2 separate regions of the Homo sapiens genome follow, and region 1 is linked to region 2. A link is a loop called in an ENCODE intact Hi-C map of the cell type or tissue named here. Cell type or tissue: CD4-positive, alpha-beta T cell. All regions are shown on one strand. Each heading gives the region's core, and the rest is flanking DNA. Links, peaks and the distances in the headings are about the cores only.

Region 1 (10,811 bases), core at 2,014-7,013, 920 kb before region 2:
ACTTTTAATATGATCCTTATCCACTTAACTATATCTGAGGAGTTCATAAGCAACCTCATGGTATAAATAGGCCGGGCACGGTGGCTCACGCCTGTAATCTCAGCACTTTGGGAGGCCGAGGCGGGCGGATCACAAGGTCAGGAGATCGAGACCATCCTGGCTAACATGGTGAAACCCCGTCTCTACTAAAAATAAAAAAAAAAAAAATTAGCCAGGTGTGGTGGTGGGCACCTGTAGTCCCAGCTACTCGGGAGGCTGAGGCAAGAGAATGGCATGAACCTGGGAGGTGGAGCATGCAGTGAGCCAAGAGCGTACTGCACTCCAGCCTGGGCAACAGAGCGAGCCTCCATCTCAAAAAAAAAAAAAAAAAAGAGAATGGTATAAATAAAATCAGCAACCCATGTGTATACAGCTTGAACCTCTTCGGAAACACTTGGTATTCACTTTGTTAACTGCCATTCCACTGCCTCAGTGTCTCAGTATCTCAGCCTTAACACAAGATCAATCTTAAAAGTCAAAATATTTCACAGTACTTTACAGGGCCTGCCACAGTAGGCATTTAATAAATAATTGCTAAATGAATGTGAATGAAAATCTGCCAGTTTCCTTTTCTGTATTCATTCAAAAATAATTTGTGAAGTTATTATACTATCCTAAATATCAATGGAAATGTAAAAATGTATATGTGCATTTACCATAAAAGAACTATGGAGTACAGAAAATTCATAGTTTATATTCAAATCAGTTACAATATTCTTCACATAAAAGCAATAAATCTAATGCTTAGGTGTCTGATGGTTAGACAATTATCTCTGCTTATTTACAGCATACTAATCACAGCCACCAAGTTCAGTAACTACACAAAAATGAGACTGCCAAATCATTATGCTACCTACCATTTATTGGAGCCAAAAATTCTAGGCGCTAGAATGGGAACAAGGTAGTCAGCCAAGCACAAAAACATAACAAAACAGGAAACGCCGGACAGAACAGATGGATCTAGATAGTAGATAATCCTGTTAAAAAAATTAATAAAGGTTAGAAAAACATAGTCATTATTATTCCTAACTAAACATGTCTAACTTAACTATTCACTTAACTATTCACCGCCTCTCAGAGATATTTGCCATTTTTCTTCTAATTTTCTCACAAGTGGCTTTCCAGAGGCTTTGTGACATGCTGATATCATAGCTGCAGTGGTTAAGTATATATCAATGGACAAAAGCTCTTTGGAGTTCTCAGCACTTTTTTAAGAGTTTAGGGAGGTGGGGGACTAGGGGAGGGATAGCATTAGGAGAAATACCTAATGTAGATGAAGGGTTGATGGGTGCAGCAAACCACCATGGCACATGTATATATACCTATGTAACAAACCTGTACATTCTACACATGTTTCCCAGAACTTAAAGTATAATAACAAAAAAAGAGTTTAAGTGTCTGGAGGACAAAAAGTTTGCGAGTCACTGATTTACTCAAGTGCTTTAGGTTACCAAGTTTACAGAAGTACTACAAATTCTGGAAACTAGAAGTGCTTATGAGAAACATTCTTTATGGGTTCTTTATGGGTTATATATTACAGAAGACTTAAGGCACTCCCACAAACAGAAGCTATATATTAAAAAGTCTTTATTAATAAGAAGCACAACCCATAGTAATCTAATAGCTCACTTACAGAAACACCAAAGAAACCACACCCATGATGGCAGGTGGAAACCAGGCTCTTTCCCATCGGAGGACTTTATCAGCCATCAGCATCACTTCTCCCCATCCTTGCAGCTGTTCTTCCAGACTTGCAGTCTCTGCAGCCTAAATACCACCGACATTTAAAGTGATCATTTTACCACTCTCAACATTTTTGTGGTTCATAGACTTCAATTATTTTAAAGCTCCAAATACAAAAAATAACCTCTTAACCAAATTGCCAATTTTAAACTAGTTGGTTTCTGAAAAACTGCAATTTCAAAGATGAAAATACAATGGGTTTTTTTGTTTTTTGTGTTTTTTTTTTTGAGACGGAGTCTCGCTCTGTCACCCAGGCTGGAGTGCAGTGGGGAGATCTCGGCTCACTGCAGCCTCCGCCTCCTGGGTTCAAGCGATTCTCCTACCTCATACTCCTGAGTAGTTGGGACTATAGGCGCCCGCCACCACGCCCGACTAATTTTTTGTAGAGACAGGGTTTCACCATGTTGGCCAGGCTGGTCTCAAACTCTGGACCTCAAGTGATCCACTCACCTCGTCTTCCCAAAGTGCTGGGATTACAGGTGTGAGCCACCAGGCCCAGCCTAAATATCCTTTAATGGTCACTTTTCTAGTCCAAGCACTGGGCTATTCTTTATATACATGATGTAACTTAATCCTTACAGAGAGCCACAAGGTAGGGATAATTAGACTCAATTTACAATTAAAGAAAGTGAGCTCAAAATGGTTTACTTTCTCAAAGTCATGCGGGGAATCGTGGCAGTGCCCAGAGTATTAATAAAATGAAATAACTTTTTTTAAGTTTGTTTATTTCAGATGGTTAGAATTGATCCGTTGTTTTTGTCATCTTATTGATTTAAACCCTTCTAAATCCATTAGGAAAGACTTTCCCTGAATAGCATTCAATTTCTAAAATAGCTCTTTGTGTAATGGAATCACTCAGATGTTGACATTCATTGGACAATTAAGGAAAACTACTTTCACCAAATTAAGGTGGCATTTTACGGTCAATATACCTCCTCAATACAGTGTTTCTTACCACTCAGGATGTCATTTTGATTATACTTCAAATTTCTCTGACTCTGAACAGCCGAAAGTGGGCCTCTAGGATGAGCTAATGTGGCAAAAGCCCTTAAAGCTGGTTTTGGTAAAGGAAGAAAAATTTAGAATAAGAAACTCAAGTGTCTCTATGTTATCAGGCTGGATGCAGTGGATCACGCCTGTAAACCCAGCACTTGGCGGGTCGGGGGGGATTGCTTGAGCCCAGGAGATCGGGACCAGCCTGGGCTGAGACCTTGTCTCTTTGTAAAAGTCATTCACTGGAAATCATGCAAATGACAGAACAAGGCACTTAATCTTAACAAAGACGCTCGCTATCTGTGCCACGCTGAGCACTAGTGTGATCTCAATATTTCTGACTTTATATTCCATGCTTAATACTAGTGAAAGAGACTACTATGTGTGGGCACTCTGCTGAGCATTCATATTTATACTTCAATTAATCTTCCTAACAACCCTTAAAAAAAGGTGTTATTACTGTCCCCATTTTACCAAGGAGGAAACAGATACAGAGGTTAACTGATCTGCATCCAAGAAATCCACGACCAAAGGCGTTGCTTTCCTTAGAGTTATATTGCTCTGCTGGAAGGAGAGTTGGGAAGCAGGAGCTCTAGCCCAGGATTTGTCATTTCAACAGGGCTTGAGCTACTTCTCTGTGCTTCAATTAATCCTCTTAAAAAGATCCACGCTGAGAACTAACTATGCTAGAAGGAGCGTGTGTTTAAAGGAACAAACCATGCATTTCTAAAAGCAAATATAAAATCACGCACAATCAAAACTGCCCTGAAGTCACGTCATTGGCCAGCGTCTGGGGTCTTGGAAGTTCAAAAGCCCCTAAGTAAATTCTTTGGTTCCGTTTTTCATTGCTGGTATGTGACCTACAGTCACCAGGGAAGGGCAACTGAGAATATGCAAGGATATTTCTCTTGTTTTTTGCCCACAAGGTGCGCTTAAATTCATAACAAATAAAAATGTGTCCGCCTATGATACCATCTCACTGCAGTTCCTTCGGATCCCTGCTTATTACTCTAAAGCTGTTTCCAGTAGTCCTGTGACCCCACCCCCGCCAGACTTCCAAATTCCAGACAAACGCCAAGACATCCCATTGTCTGTTCAGCTGGACCCCGCTCCCGGTTCCCCACGGTGAGCTCGCAGCCTCCCTGTCGTTTTAAGTTGTACCAGCTCTAAGATAAATTCTGGGCAGTAGCCCTTTGACCCTCCACCCTTGTCCAAGTTTTAGGGGGAAAAGAAGGCAGGCACATCCAGGTTAAGATCAAAGACGGGGAAAGCCGAATACGGCTGGGGCCTGAGCCGCGAAAGCGCTGGACAGGCCCCAGGAGGCCTTCTGCCCCCACCCGCACCCCAGGCTAGTGTCGCAGCCCCTCTGCCTCCCACTTCCTCCTCGACTCCTACTCGCGGTGATGAATCACGCGCCCTCCTCGCCCCGTCGCGCACCGTCCCCAGGAAAGGTAAGGGTTCGACACCCAGGAGTCACCCAAGAAGCCCGAGGGCCAGGCATCGTCGCCTGCCCAGGGAGAGAAGGGCCGGGCCCGCGGCGGGTGACAGGGACGAGGCCGCGGTGTTTGAGCCCACGGACGTCTGGAGGCCTCGCTCGGCTCCCGGGGGACAGGCAGCCAGGACTCACCAGCAGGTTGGTGCTGCGATTATCTCCCTCCGCCATCGTCTCGGGGATGCAGTCTCTACAAGCGCAGGCCACCTCCCCAACGAGTCCTCCAACCGAAACCCGCACACCAACCACAACCCGAGGGAACGCCCCGCAGGCTGCTTATATGGGTCGGCCGCCCTTCCCGACGGCCCCCGCGACGCTCGCTCCTCATTGGACAGACCGAGCTTACGCCTCAAGGAAGCCGGGCCAACCGAAGCTCAGCGCATGGCTTGAAATCGAGGTCAAAGGAGACAGAGGCAGCGCCGGGCCGAGGGGGAGGGGACACGGAGTGCCCAATCAGCGCCCAGGGACTGCGCGACGCCCCGCCCAGCGCTGTGGGAAGCGGTTCAACCGCCTCTGCAGGGGGCGCTGTCCCTCAGTGGTTCTCCGGCTCTTGCCGCTGCGGTGGCTTTGGGTCCCTCTTCGTCTGGCTTTCGCAGCCGAGGAGACTCTCTGGAAAATGGGCTACTCGAAGAGAGATGCTCCGTTGCCTCAGGCGGAGGGCGGGGACGCCGGGCCTGCGACACTTCATCTTTTCCTGGCCCCGAGGTGGCTGGGATCCGTTCCACCTTCGGCCCAGTTCCCCAGCCAGGCCCCTGAGCCGTTTAGCCCGGATTTGCGACCCGTGAGGTTTTGAGGACAAGTGAAAAGAGCTCTTTGTGTGGATTTTGCTGCAATGTTTCTCTCCTACCCAGTAGGAATGAGGCCTTAGCTTGCGCGGAAAAACCCAGGCCTGGTTTGAGAACGTGTGAAAATGCACCGCCTTCTAAGTGGCTTTATTATACGTGGATGTTTAAGTTACTTAAACTACAAGCTCCCTCTCCAAAAGGATTCTTTTTTTTTTTTTCTTTTTTTTTGAGACGGAGTCTCGCTATGTTGCCCAGCCTGGAGTGCAGTGGCGCGATCTTGCTCACTGCAAGCTCTGCCTCCCGGGTTCACGCCATTGTCCTGCCTCAGCCTTCCAAGTAGCTGGGACTACAGGCGTCCGCCAACACGCCTGGCTAATTTTTTGTATTTTTAGTAGAGACGTAGTTTCACCGTGTTAGGATGGTCTCGATCTCCTGACCTCGTGATCCGCCCGCCTCGGCCTCCCAAAGTGCTAGGATTACAGGCGTGAGCCACCGCGCCCGGCCAGAATTGTTTGTTTGTTTGTTTGAGACGAAGGAGTCTCGCGCTCCGTGGCCCCGGCTGAAGTGCAGTGGCGCGATCTCTGCTCACTGTAACCTCCATCTCCCGGGTTCAAGTGATCCTGGCGCGTCAGCCTCCCGAGTAGCTGGAATTACAGACGCCCGTCACTACGCCCGGCTAATTTTTGTATTTTAATAGAGACGGGGTTTCGCTATTTTGGCCAGGGTGGTCTGGACCTCCTGACCTCAAGATATCCGCCCGCCTTAGCCTGCCAAAGTGCTGGGATTACAGGCGTGAGCTACCGCGCCCGGCCAAAAGGATAGTTCTTGACACGACCTTTCTTCCATTAGAGGTCAAGCTAAGAAAATATGTAAACCCTCTCACAAGCAGTAGAATTCCTAGGCAGTTTAGGAACTGTGTTGAGGCACTTGTACATCTTTTCTATCCAGGATTTCAAATGCAGTAACAAGTGCTTTGATCTTTTTTTTTTTTTTTTTTTTTTTTTTTTCTTTTTTTCTTGAGACACAGCCTGGCTCTGTTGCCCAGGCTGTAGTGCAGTAGCCACCGCGCCCGGCCGATTTTTCATCGTTTGATACAAACAGAATCATGCCAAATGTCCGGATCAGATGTTTGTTTCAGGTGAATTAACTATAGTTTTAACTTCCAACCTTTTATCTTTTTTACAGGTTTTAACTTCCAATCTCATGGTCATTTGTATTCGGCCATTGAATTTAAATTTATTTTTAAAATGTTCCTTAAGTAACCACCAGGTTCTTAAATGTTCAAGGAAGTCATAAATGTGAGAGAACATAGCTGCAGACCACATACTGCCCCTAAGAGAGCTGGGCAAGGGCAGGAGCATTGTGAATTTCATGGAAGGGTGTCAATTTGCTGTGGGTCTTTCGGGGAAAGGGGAGTGAAGTATCTGAATCAGGGAGAAGCACTTGAAAAAAAGTCTTTGCAAGGGAAGCTGACTGTTCAATAAAGTGCCACTTTGGAGAATGTTGGGGTAAAGAAGTTGTAAAGGCAGGATACAGCCAGTTGACAGAGACGCTATTTGGAGAGATTTTAAAGCTATGGAGTCTGAGGAGCAGGTTCTTCTCCACGCCCCTAAAAAAAAAAAAATACAAATGGGGAGGCAGGGAAGATCCCTTGAGCCCAGGAAATAGAGGCTGCAGTGAGCTATGATTGCACCTATGCACTTAAGCTTGGGTGACAGAGCAAAAAACCTGTCTCAAAAAAAAAAAAAAAAAAAAAAGTCAAAAAGATCGAAGCAATCAGCAGCCACATAATTAGTGAATATGTTGAGCACTGGGTATGTGATCTTGCTAGACCCACAGTAATAGCCACTTCCAAAAGAGAGGGTATTTTATTAGGGTTTAAAACTGACATTTCTACTTTTGGGAAATCAGCTTTTGCTGCAGAATATGCTTCTTGTTTTCACCCAAGTTTTCCATGCACAACTTAAGACTTGTTAACACCAGCTTGTGAAATGAAGGTAGGTGAAAAAAACAGAAGCAACTGAAACAGCAGTTTCTCCACTTAGTATTTTTTGTTACTTAACAATGTATTCCCATACCTATTTCTAAATGCACAGCCCTGCTATATGGTCTCTCACTAAATTTCCGATTGGTCTAATTATTAAAAAACACCCACCCTTAACATAGCTTTCTTTAGAGCTTTGTTTTTGTCCTACAGAGACAGGATGTGATCTTTTGAAATGTGCCAGATGACTAAGCAGTTAACACAAATCTTACTAACTTCATTTAGCAGCAACAAATGCAATCTCCAAGATATAAAGCCAAGCTGGACATTTTCTATTTTTTTTCAGAGGTTTCACACTCCAAGGAATGCACCTATCTGTCAATAATGATCTACGGGAATTTTGTTTTTAAATACTGCCAAAATTAAGCTTTATAAATTGGGCCTTAACACAAAGAATTTTATCGTTGAAGTAGAATTTCTACTGCTATTCAAAAATACAACAGATGTTTGAGAATAAAATAGTTACTTTTCTGAGAATTTAGGGGTCTTTTTTGAGGTATTAGTGCTATTCAGAAAAAAAAGACTAGGCTTGGCTCGGCTTAGTGGCTCAGGCTTGTAATCCCAGCACTTTGGGAGGCTGAAGTGGGAGTGTAACTTGAGCCCAGGAGTTCGAGATCAGCCTGGGCAACATAGGGAGACCCTGTCGTTTTGTTTTTTCAAGCTACCCAGGTTCCAAAAGGTTTCAAGTTTTCCAAAATCTATTTTGACCAATAAATTCAGAACTTAAATGCTGTATCTTTTGAGACTGAACCTTTATTTTCTGAAAAACAGGTATTTCATACAATCTTTGCCATGTTAATGCAAATATGCACAAAGTAGGCATGTATTTGTTTTCCAAAAGATGCATTATGAACATTTTCAGGAAGCTGGTGTGATTTATTCAACTTTTAAATACAATCACAAAATTATATCCATCAGGAGGCATTACAACCTTTTGTACAGAAAAGCCACTATTTATACATTGTTACTAAGACAAGGAAGATTCAGTTCAACTCAACTTGCTCTTAGAATAAGGGTAAAAAGTAAATTAACAAGTAAGTGAAGTATGATGTTGTTGCCACTGACATTACAGGTGGAAATATAAGGGAAATTTAAACCAGAAAAATGACACAATAACTTTAAAGAGGAGCTGAAACTTTGTCAAAAAAAGAAAAAACTATTAGCCTGTTTTCAAAGAAAAACATTCTAAAAGTGTGCATTTCAGAACATAGAATTCTTCTAAGTTTACCATCTTCAAAAATCTTCTAAATTGTATGACACTTTTACATTAGCACAACAAACAGCTTTTTCTAAGTCTAGCCAAGTTCCCATGGAAGGCAAACGACCCTAAGTAGTTCATATTTTACAGCCCTTGAACTTATAAAGCTTTTCTCATTAAGAGTCAGTTTTACCCTTCTGTAAATAAGGATGGTGATACTGTTATCCAGGCCTAAAAAGCAGGAAGTGCAACAAACCCTTAGGGTTTCATGATACAGTGAATTTTCCCCTCCCCAACGTTTGGAAAAAATTGGGACACTTGCTAGTTCTTCCCTGTGGGAAGAATCTTTCTAATATTACCCAAATATTGAAAACAAAATCTACCTTCTTTAACCCTTGTATTAGTAATTCTACCTCCTTGGCTTATGGGGGGAAAAGTCCTAGTTTTAAATTGCTGGCATTTTACAAGCTCAACAAGATAAAAAATTGAACACTGGTTTTCATACTCTAATTTTATGTAAAACAAAGATGCTTAAATGTGCGAATAGTAAAGCATTCACTGATATTTGATGTATCTGAATAGGACTAACAGGCTAATTGTAGGTGCTTTCATATGAAAATAATTGGGAGAAAAGAAGAACCAGCTCCTTTGATTTCAGTACTGCCAAAACAAGTAAGCCCCCAGAGTTAATTACAAAAATGTAGAGGAAAATAGGCCCGGAAGACTTTGCAATTTAAAGTACTGCCTATAATACCCCAGATTAAAAAGGACCGAAGATTGCACATCAAGTCTAATATTTGGCTGTACTTGCATTGCCCTGCTCGGCATTTTTAAAAAATGGCTCTTTCCTTAAATTTCACACGTCAGAACAACCACAATTAAAAAAACAAAAAACAATGCAGATAACACCAAACATTGGACAATATTAAGAAAACTACTTACTAAGCTTAGGTAATAGAGGCAAGGGTTAAGGGCAGAAGTGATGGAAGTGTTTCTTTGTATTACAAACCCTCACCCTAAACCTGGGGTTTGGGCTCTAAAAAAGTAATTTAGGGAAGCAGATCAAGAGCCTGATTATCAGTTCTCACATGGAAATCTCAACAGATTTCAAAAGCAACTCACCACAAGTGTCAGACACAAAAGAATCTTAATAATCATCTAGCAAACTACACTAAGAACTCAATGACCAAAAATAATCAATCAAACTTCAAGACACACCAAAGCAACAGTAAAAGAGAAATAACTACACAAGCTAAGCTCTGTAGAGAAATCAACTAAAAATTAGGCAATTCTAGTAAATTAAAGACAGCAAAAAACTTAAGATTGAACTTCAATTTCCAAGGGTACTTTGAAGAGGTTGTTTGTAGGTTATTCTGTACCCCCTGATTCTTAAAGAAAGTGGAGGAGAGGGGGAGGCGACAGAGGAATGGAGGGAAAGGGGGAGGCAAGAGAGAGAAACAGGAGAGGATCCCTGGTTTTCCACAGGTATTTTATCAAAAATGTATGACTTCATAACTACAGCACTCTAACTTTTCTCAGTCTAACTGCTGAGGTCTCTTACGAAAGTTCAAATGGCAAGTCACCTTGTAGAATGACTTAACAGAGGAAGCCAAACTATACAGACCAGGGCCTTGTCCAGAGTGCAGTAAGGAGCAGGCTTTTGAAGTCATCTATTACATCTGCCTTACAACCAAACCCACTGTGTATGCCACATTATTCTTGGAGGGACCACTTTAAAACAAAAGTGATGGATAATTTACCAGAGGCACATGCTTTTGAAGTAAAGCTGTTTTTTGTTTTTGCTTGAGTAAGGTGCCAGGTACCTCTGAAGCCTGAAAACACAGGCAATAAAATTCACCTATTTATCTTCTTTACCAAAGAGAAAGCAATTTCTGAATACTATCTATAGTGCTAAACTAATGTGAACTGACTATCATTGCGATAAAAGTTTTTCCTTATGATGACAATAAAGAATGTTGCTGAAAGACTTTAATCTTGAGAGAGCAGAGGTAATGTGATGAATGTAATTTGCTCCCAGAGCCTCTAGAAAATAAAGCAGTGTGCAAAATACAATATGGCATTATTATTCCAGCTAGGTTTTTTGCGAAAATAAGGTTCCAAATGAATGAAGAAAACAAAATTTGATGCGCTAGGTTCCTTAACTTGCTATTGGACACATGGGTATTTCAAAAAAATCCACCGTGCCTACAATACTTGTTAAAGTACCAAAAAAGCACTGATACTGAAACACATTCTTTCATGGGTACTTAACGATTACAGATTAACGTGGCAATCAGAATACAAAAAAGGCCCAGAGCTATGTGGAATTTTTTCCTTAATACCTTTCAAGTTTGTCTGTGAAGACGGCAACTAGAAAGTGACCACTGTCCTAATCTCTAAAATGCAGGGAAAATGTACTCAAACAATTTTTTTTTTTATCTAGTCATTTATTTTTGACACAGAGTCTAGCTCTGTTGCCCAGGCTGGAGTGCAGTGGCACAATCTCGGCTCACTGCA
Region 2 (10,057 bases), core at 258-5,257:
TTTTTTGAGACAGAGTCTTGCTCTGTCACCCAAGCTGGAATGCAGTGGCGTGATCTCGGCCCACTGCAACCTCCGTCTCCTGGGTTCAAGTGATTCTCCTGCCTCAGCCTCCCCTGAGTAGCTGGGATAACAGGCACCCGTGATCATGCCCAGCTAATTTTTTTTTTCTTTTTTAGGAGGGACGGGGTTTCTCCATGTTGGCCAGGCTAGTCTCAAACTCCTGACCTCAAGTGATCCGCCCGCCTCAGCCTCCCAAAGTGCTGGGATTACACGCATGAGCCACCTTGCCTGGCCTAGTTCCACTGTTTTTAAAATTTGAAGTTGATTGCCAACACTGAATGAGTCACAATGATGCACAGTACTGAGGGCACCCAGCTTGTCTTGGACAGATATCGTGGAAGCACCTGTGAGAATGGGCTGGGGTCCTCAATACCCATCAGTGTCCAGCTGGACCACTGCTCTCACTCCAGTCCCCAGCCAAGTTCCTGCACTAGACATTCCCAGAATCTAGAAGCAAAATATCCCAAAATATTTCATAGCAAGTTAGGATCATGGGAGGGAAAGGAAAAACTTCTCCATCCTGCAGCCCTCCTCAGCTTCGGAACTCAGAGGGTCCACACTGGAGCTGGCTCTCTCTTAGCAGCTTCAAAGAGCCAGGCCTGAGCTACAGGTCAAGTTCATTCATAACCCACTCCAGGCGCACCTGGAGAGTCAAGGGAATAACTATACTCATTCATTGCTGTCTGCCCTGTTTCCTGGTTTATTTCCAGTGTCCTGCTCAGTGCCTGGCACATAGCAGGTGCTCAATACATACTCACTGAATGAATGCACACATGCTAGGGATACAGAGATGAACAAGATAAAACACCACCCATCAAGAAGCAAGTAGGTGTGGGAGGGAATAAGGTGTAATACAATGATACAGGTGATAAAAGCAAGGACAGTGCTAAGGTCAGGGTGGTGGAGGTTGTGGAACCTGTCCTACCAGTTGTCAGGAAAATTTCTGAAGAACAACTGCAGGATGGTGGTATTAATCCCTGAGACAAAGGTACTGAAGGCAAGTGGCTGAAGAACAGGCTTGATTGGACAGATGACTTGGAGATGTTCACTGGACAGGTGAATATATATGGATGAGGAGTTTGGGTGGCCGTGCTGACACGGGCGACATAAAGTTAGGAATGTATGGGTGGTGATAAGCCTTGAACAGAACAAGCCTGAGACAAGACTTCAAGAAATACAGTAGCTCGCCACCTAATCCCAGGTTTCCGTTACCCCTGGTCAACCCTGGTCCCAAAATAGGTGAGCACAGTACAGGAAGTTATCTTGAGAGGGAGACCACATGCATGCAACTTTTATTACAGTATACTGTTGTAATTGTTCTATTTTATTACTAGCTAGATTGTTGGTAATCGTTTACTGCACCTAATTTTTTGTGAGACAAGGTCTGGCTCTGTTGCCCAGGCTGGAGTGCAGTGGCATCATCTCGGCTCACTGCAACCTCCACCTCCCGGGTTCAAGCAATTTTCACGCCTCAGCCTCCCGAGTAGCCGGGATTACAGGCACATACCACCACGCCCGGCTAATTTTTGTATTTTTAGTAGGGACGGGGTTTTACTATGTTGGCCAGGCTGGTCTCCAACTACTGGCCTCAGGTGATCCGCCCGCCTCATCCTCCCAAAGTGCTGGGATTACAGGCATGAGCCACCACGCCCGGCCCTACTGTGCCTAATTTATAAACTTTCTCATAGATAGTATACACAAGAAAAAACAGTTATATTTAGGGTTCGGTACTGTCTGTGGTTTCAGGCATCCACTGGGGGTTTAGGAACGTACTGCCCGCGGATAATGGGGGAGGGGGACTATTGTATTGGCATTTAAATAAGTGGGCAGAGATAAAGGAGCTTGCAAAGAAGAAGGTGCAAACCTTGAAATAGTGTAGTCAGGAGAGCCAAGACGACTTCAGAATAGGGGAGCAGTCAAGAGAGCCAAGACGACTTCAGAATAGGGGAGCAGTCAAGAGAGCCAAGACGACTTCAGAATAGGGGAGTGGCCAAGAGATCTGGTAAGAACAAAGAATCCACCGGGAGGTTGCGGGTCAACTCTTAATCCCCTTCTCTCCCCATCTCTTGCCATTTAGAAAAGTATAGCATCCTCCTCTTTAGCCCTGCGACCAAATGCATTCACTCTTTCAAGGAGAAAGGAAAAGAACGTTACAGTGCATCTCCTGCAAACGCAAACGCTTTCTCCAAAACCGCTTTTAAATTCCAGGGACAGCCTTGTGAAGATCTTTGTGAATACCCGACCTCGCAAGCTCCAGAGACTACAATAATTCACTTGCCCTAGGTTCCAAAGCCAGCAAGTGGAAAACGGAGACTGGAATTCCGCCCACAGGACTCCAAAGCCTGTGCAGCAACACCCCACTCCCCCGGCAGGATCACCAGCAGGACGCGCGGGAGCCAGGAAGTAAGATCCGTACCTCCAAGGCTCCCATGGGCCCAAGCCTCCGCATCAACAGACTGGGAGGGATTACGTGGGGTCCCAGGGCCGGCTCTGAGGCGGGAAAACTTTCTGGAGGCGGCGGCCTCAGGCCGGAGCGGGCGCACACCGACTGGAGGGGTCGGATTCAGGGATGTGGGTGGACCGCATTTCCCCATCTTCCCCGCCGCGCACTTCCTCTGGTGCAATCTCCACACCCCGCGCCGGCCCGCCTGCAACGCGCCCTGGCACTCACCGGTGGGCGAAATTTCCCCGCCTCCACGTGAGAGCCAGCTCCGCCGTGACCCGGAAGTCCACTTCGAGTCGCCGGCCCACCCTCTCGGGTTCCGGCTTCTTCCGGGTCGCGGCCTTCCGGCGAACGCGGTTACCGTGGAAACCGCGGCCATGGCGGCACCGCGGCAAATCCCCAGCCACATAGTGCGCCTCAAGCCCAGCTGCTCTACAGACTCGTCGTTCACCCGGACGCCGGTGCCCACCGTGTCTCTCGCGTCCCGCGAGCTGCCTGTCTCGTCGTGGCAGGTCACCGAGCCGTCAAGCAAGAATCTGTGGGAGCAGATCTGCAAGGGTAGGAAACCTGGGCTGGCCGAGAGGGGCGGGACCCGGGCGGCCGGACGGGGGCCGCGTTTGGGGAGCGCCCACTGTGCGCCTGTCGGCTGACGGGCGGGGCCGCCGGGCAGCGGCTCCGCGGGCCCGGGCTCCGCATTTTACGCATGGGGAAACTGAGGCTCGGAGAGGCTGGCCCGAGGTTACGCAGCGCGGACTCCAATCGCGATCCGTAGTGAGGTTAAAGGCAAGGGAACGGCGAGGGAAAGCTGAATAAAGAGAACCATGCGGTGTGGACCATTGGTTCTTAAACCTCGGTTAGTGAACCGAAAGGAATTGCTGGGGCGGGGGCCGGGGTGGGGATCTTGTTATAAACGGAGGTTCCCAGGCCCCGCCCACAGAGCTTCAAATTGGGATGCAGGGAATCTGCACTTTTTAAAAGAGCACCCCAGGTAATCCTAACGTAGGTAGTCGGTGGCCCACACGTTCAGTAACCATGGTGTGGACAAACGGGTTTTAGTCCCTTCTTGCTTCAAACCTTCCTTAACCTCCCCAGGCGGAGTTGAGCACATCTTCCTTTGTGGCTCTACTCAGTATTTGTTACTTAGGTTGGGCAAATTATTTAACTTATGACCCTGTCTGCAAAGTGGGCATAATAATGGCACCTATTTCGATGGTGTTAAGAAGATGGAACCAGATAGTCACAAAAAGTGCTTAGCAAACTGCCTGATTTTAGGAGGGCAAAAGGATTATTGGGGAAAAAAAAACACAAACTGCTCGATTTACAGAAGGAGCTACGTAAGCGCTAGTTCTTAATGAATAATGTTGGGTGGGATGTTTTCTTTTTCCTCCACTAGACCATAAGCTCCTCAAGGTCAAGGACTCAGATTTTTCATTCGTGTGGCCACCATCACTACCTAAGCTGCCTGAAACAGCGCGGTGAAACCCCGTCTCTACTGAAAATACAAAAAAAAAATTATCTGGGCGTGGTGGTGTGCGCCTATAATCTCAGCTACTTGGGAGGCTGAGGAAAGGGAATTGCTTGAACCAGGGAGGTGGCGTTGCAGTGAGCCGAGTTTGCGCCACTGCACTCCAGCCTGGGTGACAGAGCGAGACTCCATCCCCAAAAAAAAAAAAGTGTGGTTAGTTAGCATTTGAAATGTGATTAGTGCAATTGAGTAACTGAATTTCTTGTTGGACTCAAATTTTTTTTTTTTTTTTTTTTTTGAGACGGCATGTTGCTCTGTCGCCCAGGCTGGAATGCAGTGGCACTGGCTGGGCTCACTGCAACCTCCGCCTCCCGGGTTCAAGCATTCTCACACCTCAATCTCCTGAGTAGCTGGGATTACAGGCACCCGTCATCATTCCTGGCTAATTTTTTTATTTTTGTAGAGAAGGGGTTTCACCATTTTGGCCAGGCTGCTCTTGAACTCCTGACCTCAGGTGATCTACCTGCCTCGGCCTCCCAAAGTGCTACAATTACAGGCCTGAGCCACCAGGCCCAGCCCAGACTTAATTTTAATAAATTTAAATAGCCACATTTGGATAGTGGCTGCTGTATTGGATAGTGCAGGTCAGTAAATGTTTATTGAATGGAAAAAAAGAATGAATGTACCAGTATATGCGATGACTCGAAAGAAGTGGAGAATACAGAGAAGGAAGAGAATAGTAGACTCAGTTGATAGATGCCCTCCAAAGCTGTCTGTTTCAACCCCATCCAGTACTTAAATTCCTTCTCCAACCTTACATTGTGCTAGAAAAATCCCTTTCATTTTGCATGTTCTCTTTGTCACTTTCACCCCTACGTCCTTACCTCTTGGTGCTATGATCCAAGGAGCTAATCACTCTACCCCAAAGAATCTACTCAGATAATTTGACGGTAGTTATTGTGGCTGCCTTTTCCCCAGAGCTTTCACTTCTCCAAGCCAAACAGTTTCTTATAATACAGTTTACTAGAGGATTGTTAGAAAAGTTACTCAGCCTCATCTGTAAGAGACAGATAATTGTTGTGCCTACCTCACAGGGCTGTTGTGGGGACCAAGTAAGATAATGTATGAAAAGGTGCTTAGCACAGTGCCTGGCATTTAAAAAGTAGTCAATAAATGTTCATTATTGTTGACAAAGAAACATGCCTTGTGTTGTGATTTACACACCGAGTTTATTTTGGTCAAATAGGCCTCTAGAGAGAAAGCAAAGACAAAGGGTTTTGGTTCTCTCTGAAGAGCAAGTGAATTGATGCCACTTTTAAAATGATAGAGTTACAGAATGAGGTCAGGCATGGTGGCTCACACCTGTAATCCCAGCACTTTGGGAGGCCAAGGCGGGTGGATCACCTGCGGTCAGGAATTGGAGACTAGCCTGGCCAACATGTTGAAACCCTGTCTCTACTAAAAATATAAAAACTAAGTCAGGCTTGGTGGTGGGTAATCCCAGCTACTCAGGAGACTGAGGCAGGAGAGTCGCTTGAACCTGAGAGGCGGAGGTTGCAATGACCTGAGATCGTGCCACTGCACTCCAGCCTGGGCAACAAAGTAAGAATCCGTCTAGAAAAAAAAAAAAAACAATTCAGTGAGGTCAACATTGGCAAACTATACACATGGACACTGTGATGAGTATTATAACAGATGGATAAACCCAATTCTTAAACATCTAACAAATGCAGTTTTCTATAACATGTAGTAAATTCAGTTTCTGACAACAAACATGAAAAAACAGGCTTTGTAGTAATCCTATCTTTGAGATTAAGTACTACATTCTCTTAAGATAATCTCCATTCAAAAGACAAATTATCATAGCAAACAGACCTGCCAGAAACTCAATTTCATGAAGACAAAATACAAAGTAGGTCAATATCTAACTTACACAGACCTTAACCAACCTGACTAGTGCTCTTTTGTATGTATGTGCATGCTCACCACTATAACTTATTTGTAAATATTCTTCAGTTTTCTCCCTCATCTTTCCAGTGACAACTGAGTTTTGTATTCTAAAAAGCACTCGTGTTAGTGTCAATAAACTTCTTCCCGGCCAACACTTCTAATCAAATCTTATAGTAGTTTGTGACTAGCTGTGTTCATGGTTTTAATCAAGACAATCAAAGGATGTGGGGCTTAACAGTTTCCTTTTTTTTTTTTTTTTGAGATGAAGTCTGGCTCTGTCACCCAGGCTGCAGTGCAGTGGCGCAATCTCGGCTCACTGCAACCTCTGCCTCCCAGATTCAAGCAATTCTCCTGCTTCAGCCTCCCAAATAGCTGGGATTACAGGCACCCACCACCATGCCTGGCTAATTTTTTGTAGAGATGGGGTTTTGCCATGTTGGCCAAGCTGGTCTCAAACACCTGACCTCAAGCAGTCAGCCCGCCTCATCCTCCCAAAGTGCTGGGATTACAGGCGTGAGCCACCGCGCCTGGCCTTACAGTTTCCTATTTTGATATGCTGTGATTACTGTTATCAGCATCCTCACTATTGTCATTGGTTCATCACTTAATCAAGCACTCTCTGGCCTCAGCCCTCAATGCTGTTGTAAAATCTGGCCTTTCATTTCACCTGCCAGATACCGACATGGATCAGTTGTGAATCAATACTTGTTCCTCCAGCACAGCCACTGAGCCAGCTGAAGAAAGATGACCCCAACTGGCTCTCAGCACTGCTCAGCAATCAGCATCTCTCAATGCCTTCTCCCATTGCCTGGTTCTACTAGTCCAAGTCTGTAACACCTCCTGAAATGTTCTGTGATACCTCTTAGCATAGGATGCGTTCACTGAGAAGAGTCAGGCAGTCAGGAGTGGGGAGGGAGTCTGCTAACATCCATCTGTACACGTGGAAGAAGCTCTCACCCCGCTACTCGCCACTCAGCTCTCCATCTTTGCTTACCGTCCCCTTGCTATTCCAGGATCCTGCTTTATCACTCACTTCCTCTGCTACGCCTTTAACTTCTCTACTAGCTTTTTCCTCCAAACACCCCTGGCCTGTCATATCAGGAAGAAACCTCCACCATGACCCTATATCCTCTTCCAGCTCCTATCAGTCTTTCATTCCCATTCCCTTATCAACTAAGGGCAGACCAGCTTCTTCCTCATTTCTCCGAATAAATTGTTCTTAAGCATTGAGCCAACTTGTATCTACCAGGGCTGGGAACTGTTTTCAATGCTGGGCCAGGTATAACTGCAGGCACTGTTTTAGACGCCAACAACTTATCTCCATCTCCACGAATGTTACCATCGTTCACTCAGCTGCCCAGTCCAGCTTTTTTTTTTTTTTCCTTCCCTTGAGACAGAGTCTTGCTCTGTTGCCCAGGCTGGAGTACAGAGGTGCGATATCTGCTTACTTCAACTTCCACCTCCCAGGTTCAAGCAATTCCCCCACCTCAGCCTCCTGAGTAGCTGGGATTACAGGCACTTGACACCATGCCCAGCTAATTTTTGTATTTTTAGGTGGGGTTTCACCATGTTGGCCAGGCTGGTGTCGAACTCCTGACCTTAGGTGATCCACCCGCCTCAGCCTCCCAAAGTGCTGGGATTACAGGCGTGAGCTACCGCATCCGGCCTGCTTCCCTTTCACTTTCCACGGCCCCACACTCTCATTTGCCAGTCCTTATAGATTCTACCTGTTTAATATCTCCCACCATCCCCACCCTGCCCCCACTCCCCACCCCCACCAGTCTTCATGTCTGCTGCCTTAGATCAGGCCCTTACCACCCCCTGCTTAGATTGCTGCTGTGGCTTGTTAATTGAGGCAGGCCTCCTTCCAGACCATATCCCACTGGCTGTCGTAGGAACCTCTCTAAAATTCAAATCTAATCGCATCATGCTGTGACCTACAATGATTTTCATAGCTTACAGATAAACTCCTTAGCTTAACCCTTAAGCTTCTTAACGTCCCATCTCTGTTTACTTTTCTTAGTTCACAACATACCATTCACCCAAATCATCCTAATGGCAACCATTTATTGAGCTGCTGTTTATGTGCCAGGCATTGTGCTAGGTGCATTACTTCTCATTTAAGCCTCACAGCAACAGATGAGGAAATTGAGGCTTAGAAAGGTTAGGAAACTTGCCCAAAGTAAGCGGCAGGGTCGGCTTCAAACTCAAGTCTGTTTTGACTCTCAAGTTCAAACCCCTGAAGAAGACACCAGCATGGTTTTAAAGCATGGACTGGGAGCACCTACATCAAAATCTCCTGGATACATGTTAAAATGCAGCTTCCTGGCCGGGCGTGGTAGCTCAAGCCTGTAATCCTAGCACATTAGGAGACCGACGGGGCTGGATTGCCTGAGCTCAGGAGTTCGAGACCAGCCTGGCCAACATGGTGAAACCCCATCTCTACTAAAATAAAATTTAAACAAATTAGCCAGGCATGGCAGTGTGCACCTGTAGTCCCAGCTACTCAGGAGGCTGAGGCAGGAGAATCACTTGAACCTGGGAGGAGGAGGTTGCACTGAGCCGAGATCATGCCATTGCCCTCCAGCCTGGGTGACAGAGTGAGACTCTTGTTTCAAAAAAAAAAAAAAAAGCAGCTTCCTTGGCTCCCCTTCCTGCCCTGATGGGCCAGACTCCTTGGGGGTGAGTCTTTGAGTTCTGCATTTTAAACAAGCACTTCGGTACCACTGTTGTGTTGTGTACTTGGAGTCACACAAAACTATTCCTCCAGTGCACCATACTATTCCTCTCCATGCCTTTCCACAAGCTTTGTCTCTTCCTGGAACATCCCTACCTTCTCATTTATCTCTCTAGACTCAGTCCACGTGGCCCCTCTTCTGGAAAGCCTTCTGTAATTCCTCAGGCCAATTTCAAAGCCCCTTCTTTCCTCTCCTCTAGGCTGTGGTTGAAGCCCTCTACAGCAATACTTTCACTTATCATAACCCCTGGTTTATCATTCATCCCCTCTCTGGAACATAAGCTCCTCTGCCCTGTTCATGTGGCTCTCCAGCAGCCTGGTACAACCTCCCACTATAGTATATGCCTGTCAAATGTTCGTCTGATTCACTCCCAGCGTCATCTTCCTGTTCCATCCCCTTCCAATAAGCTACTGTGGGTCAATGCTACATTTTTGTTGTTGGGTTTTTTTTTGTTTTTTGTTTTTGAGTCAGAGTCTGGCTCTGTCACCCAGGCTGCAGTGCAGTGGTGCGATCTCGGCTCACTGCAAGCTCCGCCTCCTGGATTCACGCCATTCTCCTGCCTCAGCGTCCTGAGTAGCTGGGACTACAGGTGCCCGCCACCACACCCGGCTAATTTTGTTTTTGTATTTTTAGTAGAGAGGGGGTTTCACCATGTTAGCCAGGATGGTCTCAATCTCCTGACCTTGTGATCTGCCTGCCTCGGCCTCCCAAAGTGCTGGGATTACAGGCGCGATCCACCGTGCCCGGCCACCAGTCAATGCTACATTTTAATTGTTTCTATCAGGAACATGTTCAGCTGCAAATAGCAGAAAGCCCAACTCATAATGGCCTAAACAAAGATGGTTAATTATTCTCACATCCCAGAAGTTGAGGGGAGAGGGTTCACTTGTGGCACAGGGGCTCCACTCTGCCAACAAGTTTCCGGGCTCCTTCTGCTCTGCCTCTCCTAAAATGTTGCCTTTGTTGTGTAAAACGAACAACAACTTTCACTTGTTCATAATGTTCATTTAATATGCATATAACATTAAATTCCCCTAATCAATTAATGCCATTTATAACCTTTGGTAATGGAAAGATTGTAAACATTTATACATTTAATATACCTGATTTAAAAAAATTTTTTTTTAATTTTTATTTTTTTGAGACAGGCTGTCGCCCAGGCTGAAGTGCAGTGGCGTGATCGTGCTTACTACAGCCTCAACCTCCCAGGCTCAGGTGATCCTCCCACCTAAGCCTCCCAAGTAGCTGGGATTACAGGCGTGCGCCACCACACCCAGCTAATTTTTATATTTGTTGTAGAGACAGGGTTTCACTGTGTTGCCCAGGCTGCTCTTGAACTCCCGGGCTCCAACAATCTGCCCACCTTGGCTTCCCAAAATGTTAGGATTACAGGTGTGAGCC

The links. A loop is a pair of places that touch in the nucleus more often than their neighbours do. Peaks named below come from ENCODE experiments on the same cell type or tissue, not always from the same donor. Only the 100,000 strongest peaks of a DNase experiment are listed, where the experiment ranks them.
Region 1: it touches region 2 in a loop (9-fold over the local background); 4 of 110 quality-filtered maps call a loop at or near these places.

Annotation. Positions count from the first base shown.
Region 1 is chr16:18,797,029-18,807,839 of GRCh38, forward strand. It overlaps ARL6IP1 (ARL6 interacting reticulophagy regulator 1), which reads right to left and starts at 4,521. Exons shown (of 6, transcript NM_015161.3): 1 at 4,403-4,521; 2 at 1,673-1,806; 3 at 897-1,016. The coding sequence starts at 4,438. SMG1 (SMG1 nonsense mediated mRNA decay associated PI3K related kinase) reads right to left here. Exons shown (of 63, transcript NM_015092.5): 63 at 7,832-10,811. RefSeq lists enhancers at 4,025-4,144, 4,365-4,444, 4,825-5,064. In CD4-positive, alpha-beta T cell, for the core only: CTCF peaks have their summits at 4,809 (motif pointing right) and 5,009; DNase peaks (open chromatin) are centred at 4,653 and 5,643; H3K4me3 peaks cover 2,770 bases; H3K27ac peaks cover 2,103 bases.
Region 2 is chr16:19,715,427-19,725,483 of GRCh38, forward strand. It overlaps KNOP1 (lysine rich nucleolar protein 1), which reads right to left and starts at 2,801. Exons shown (of 5, transcript NM_001012991.3): 1 at 2,732-2,801. IQCK (IQ motif containing K) reads left to right here and starts at 2,845. Exons shown (of 9, transcript NM_153208.3): 1 at 2,845-3,061. The coding sequence starts at 2,881. RefSeq lists an enhancer at 2,725-3,054. In CD4-positive, alpha-beta T cell, for the core only: no CTCF peak of the experiment used is centred there; a DNase peak (open chromatin) is centred at 2,835; H3K4me3 peaks cover 2,257 bases.